Regions from separate parts of the Homo sapiens genome. Here region 2 is linked to region 1. Evidence: read pairs that join two places in POLR2A ChIA-PET (ENCODE). Cell type or tissue: Panc1. All regions are shown on one strand.

The links. ChIA-PET counts read pairs that join two places held together with the same protein. Peaks named below come from ENCODE experiments on the same cell type or tissue, not always from the same donor. Only the 100,000 strongest peaks of a DNase experiment are listed, where the experiment ranks them.
Region 2: POLR2A ChIA-PET joins it to region 1 with 5 read pairs; 3 of 35 experiments call an interaction of 5 or more read pairs at or near these places.

The regions. Positions count from the first base shown.
Region 1 is chr6:9,331,882-9,334,381 of GRCh38, forward strand. No RefSeq gene overlaps it. Among named protein-coding and RNA genes, the nearest start is that of HULC, 680 kb to the left of the region's middle. In Panc1, no CTCF peak of the experiment used is centred here; no DNase peak of the experiment used is centred here.
Region 2 is chr6:9,401,453-9,403,952 of GRCh38, forward strand. No RefSeq gene overlaps it. Among named protein-coding and RNA genes, the nearest start is that of HULC, 750 kb to the left of the region's middle. In Panc1, no CTCF peak of the experiment used is centred here; no DNase peak of the experiment used is centred here; H3K27ac peaks cover 2,408 bases.

The sequences.
Region 1 (2,500 bases):
CTGAATTCCTTTAAGACAGAAGAGGAGGGAGTATTACGTGCAGAAACAGAAGGATGGAGGTGCTTGCTGACAGATGGAGGCTCCAGAGGACATTGTCTGACATGATAGAGCTGGGGGGAAATTGGCAGAAAAATTGGAGGAGGGCTGAGAATTCTGCAAACAAAAATATAACCTGAGGGCCTGATATTTGGGAATGAGGGTAAGAGAAAAAAAAATTTCCCGTCTGAACAGGGACACACAATCACAAGGAAACAACAACAGCAACAACAACAGCAACAGCATTTTCTTAAATACTTTGTGTACCTTAAAGAGAAGCAGCAGATAACTGCGAATTAGTAATTAATCTTGCCATCATTATTGATATCATCATAACCTTATTACATTATATTAAGTGAATCACTGGAAATATTAAAATACTCAATGCGACTAATAAAGTTTTCTTTCCCATTTGAATGTATATTGTTAATGTGGAAACTCAAATGTATAGCTGGAGAGGTTCTCTTCTCAGGTGATGCCTCTCTACCACCTGTCTAACAATTCCTTGTAGCCCCAGGGCATTTTTTGGAGTCAGCTATTTGTACTAAAAGGGAACTAATGAATAGTGCAAATGCCACTAAAAAAAAAATAGAGTGGCTTTATCAGAAGGCACAGATGTTAACTTATCAGATGCAAGGAAAGGAAACTCTTGCTAATTGGATCCTATTCTCCCTCTGTCAGTTTCATTTAAGGAGACATTTAAACAGTACACAGCTGGAATTTGGAAGTTTTCTTTAAACAAGACTACATGAAACCAAGCTGGTTTAGAGTACTTCTGTGTCTACCTCTTGTTTTTTGTTTTTTTTTTTTCTAGCTTGGCTCGCCTGTTGACATGAAGCTATTAGTATTACAATTAGTACTGAAATACATTATTAAGCAAACAGAAAACTTTTCTAAAAGATAGGAAGGCTTAGGGAATTGACACCATGAGTAAGAGTGGTGAGGTAATATTTTTAGTCCAATCTCACTTTGCGACTGATTTTAAAAGAACCATAACACTTTAGAATTCAAAGTGACTTTAGATATTCGTTAGTCCAGTTCATTCATTTTCTAAGTTAGCAGTTGATGTTCAGAGAGGTGAAATGGCCTGTTGAAAAATCATAGTGATATTCATAAAATGCCCTCATGAGTAGCAAACTTTCTTTAACTCAGATTAGTGGGGCTTTCAACATGTTATCTTGCCTCCTTCTCAAATCACAAGAGATTAAGATGTATTCATCTTTTTCTTGTTTGTTTGTTTCAATCTTTCACATTATCTCCATTTCTTCACAAGTTCCAGGGAAAGAGAATTTGAGATTTCTCTTTTATCCATATTTTTGATAGTGCCTAAAATAATAACAAAACCCCACCAGCCCTAAGAAGATTTTTAAATAAAAGAATTATAAAATTTCGCCTGTGGTTCAAGTGCAATGTTTAGATATCTAGAGTAGTCATAAAAAAAAGCAATTGAATGAGAGAAGTTTTTCCAGGTGAAAAATAAAGAAATTGTTAGAATGCTCTCTCCATTGAACCATAGGCAGATTATCTTAAGTGACTTTGCTGTACTATTTCCCAAAATCAAACAACATATGGTTACCCAGGCCTGTTAACTCATTGCATAGTCAATAGATCATGTTGGTCTATTCAGTGATTTAGCTAAATGTAAATAGTTTTCAAAAGTGTGTGATGCTTCTACAATTTATTTCACATTTTCATTAGCAAGCTCTAATTTATCTGACCTGACCACACCTATAGAATATTAAATTTCATGAGAGACTTAACCTCAGTGCCCAGCAGAATATCTGACACTTGTAAGTTGCCGCCCCTTCCTTGGTTTCCAGCTTTCATGTTTATTTTCTAGATTTAAAAATATTGCATTCACTATGTATGTTGTTCATATGTTCATATATTAGGCAATAATCCTAATTCCTTTATTTTTATTTTAATTTTTTTAAATTTTATTTTTTATCTAAAACCAAGCCTTTATCAAAAAAGTGTATGCTGAGAAGAATTTTAAAATAAAAAACTAACACTTCTAGTTTGGAAAATATTTACTTCACCAATAATGAGCATTGAGAACTTTATTCCCATCACCTTTAAGAGCTAGGGAGTAAATAAATACTAAATAACTAGAGCTGTATAACTGAATCCACAAAAGTGACAGCTGTTTTTTATAACCTCAATGTTGGGCCACAGATCAGTAAAAGAAATAACAACACTCCACTTTTCTAGATACCTAAATGTGTACTTGGCCCAGCAGGTGGGCAAATTAATCTTGGGAAGTAGAAACATGAGTTCTCAGGGCCTGTTATGGTTCCAAGAACAGTGGCCACTGGGGCTGATGGCTTCCGCATCATTGTGGAGAAACTGGCTTTCTTGGCCAGTTTTTAGACTAGGAGCTTAAACCACCCGTGAGTAGTAGTAGCATACCGCTGTGATCCGAGAGAAGTTGGAAAACGTGCATTAGCTGGAATCCTCCCAGAAC
Region 2 (2,500 bases), 70 kb after region 1:
TTCATTATGATCCAGTGGGCTGGAAGGTACCAGTGTTAAGCTATTTCTTTTGTTCATTTTTTGGTGACTTTTCCTCCAAGCTAACTCTTTAGTATTATTTCACTAGTGCTTAGCAGCTCTTCCATAAGAAGAAATTGGAAATATAATCCAGTAAATTGCATTAATTTGGGGATGGGAGCAAGACACACATTTTAAGAAAAAGTTGGCAGAATGAGATGAAAATTTAAAAATTATAATTTTCAGTTAGTCACTCCTTTATTTTGAGCTTGCTGCATTATATGGAATTCTGAAATATGCCTAATTTTAAATGCACATATATCATTTTATCATTGTATTCATTTATTATTTTGTAAAAATCTGTTAACAGTAAGCCTAAAGGCCATACTTAAGCTACCATCCTAAAAAAAATATGAAGAAGCTCATTTGAGTCTTTTAGAAACAACATCAGTCTATTATATACAGCACATATCAACAATACATTTCACTTTCAAACTATCGCATAACCCATCCTGCAGTTATTCATGGATGCGTTTAGAGGAGGTTATTTTCCCCCTGACAAAAATGGGCCATTTTTCCCTGTTTAGCAAAATCTGGAACACAGATCATTATAGTGCTTTTGGCAGCTAATTTGAACATCAGTGACTCAACTTTGAGAAGAGCCTTTTTTCTGCCCTAAAGAATCTCTGAGTTTTCAGACTCCAGTAATTGAAAAATCCCCAAACACTCACTCACAGAGGAGATACACATTACTGCAGGAACAGTCTACAAATTGTAAAGTATTCAATTTACATCCCTAGCACCTCAGGGCAGTTCTGAAGAATTTATATCTTTGGGAACCTTTGAACTAACAAAAGATAACATTTCACAGTAAAGTCTACTTGCATAAAAGTTTTTAACTCCCTTCTTTCCTTTTGCAAAGAAACTACTTCTTTCACTTGCAATTCTAACTAGGAAAAGTTTATATTCACTAAGACGCAACCATAAAAAAGGTCGGACAGAAAATAAAAGAAAGAAAGAAAAAAACTCACAAGATGATGCCTGAATTTATGTTAATCACTCCCAAGCCCCCATGGCATGGTTATTACAACTCTTAGTTTTAAAATAACAAAGCACAAAATGATTTTATTTTTGTGATTGTACTTCAAATTTGAAGAAAAACATGATAAAGGGGTGGATTTTTATTGGATCCTTATTGCTTTTATTGGAACATTAAAATTTGGAGCATCCATGCAGGCAACCCCTTGTCAAAAGGTTCTGATTAACAAATAAAAATTCTTCTCCTTGTTAATTACCACATATACTTCCACAGCCAATGAACCTTAAATGATTCATTTAATTTAAAAAATATGGCTCTATAGTATTTGGTTTTCCTTATTTCCCAGCTTTTGTAAGTGAAGCAGTAAGAAATCTGCAACGGATTAAATTGGACCTATATTTTCTAGGTAGGGAATGGTTTTTCTCCGCCCCTCCCTCTGGCTTTTTTTTTTTCTTTCTTCCTTCCTTTTTTTTTTTTTTTTTTTTTGAGATAGAGTTTCGCTCTTGTTGCCCAGGCTGGAGTGCGATGGCACGATCTCGGCTCACTGCAACCTCCGCCCCCTGGGTTCAAGCGATTCTCCTGCCTCAGCCTACTGAGTAGCTGGGATTAGAGGCACGTGACACCACACCTGGCTAATTTTTGTATTTTTAGTAGAGATGGGGTTTCGCCATGTTGGTCAGGCTGGTCTCAAACTCCTGACCTCAGGTGATCTGCCCACCTCGGCCTCCCAAAGTGCTGGGATTACAGGCGTGAGCCACTGCGCCTGGCCTCCTCTGGCTTTTTGATCAGAGATGATTTCTGGCAGAGTAATTACTAATCTTCTGACATCTGTGGCTCAGCCCAGTTTTAGCATTTGGATTGAAAATACAAAAAGCAAAGGAAAAACCCTCTATGAGACGCTCTCTAAATTTTTTAATGAGCGTATTCATTATCAATACTATAAGTATTGTAAAAATAAGGAAATGTAACGATAAGGAAACAGTTTAAATGCAATAGTCTGATAAGCTTTTTTTTTTTTTTTTAGGTTAAAACTTGATCAATGTTTCTGTTAACTAATAATCTAGGAATCAACAATCTCATAAAACTGGTTTATTCAGCCCAGAAAATTAGGCAATCCATCATGACTGATTTGCTCACATTTCCGTCTGCAAATAAGTGAGATGGAAACTTTAAAACCAATAAGATAATGCACTTTACAAATTCAACTGAGAGAGATGGATAAACTAAGATGCCACTGGCATCAGTTACAAAAAAAAAAATCTGTCGTGTTTCCAATTATTTGAGCAGATTTTTGTATCCCAATTTGCTGCCAGCCTGGCTGCATCTAGCCCCCTCCTCCTGTTTTCTCAAACCAAATCATCAGGTCTTAAATCAGAACGAGCTCATCATATCATCCTATGAAAGGCCATCAGGGGATAAAGGACACCAGATGTTATATGAGTTTTCTTTTAGGCTTTCATTTCA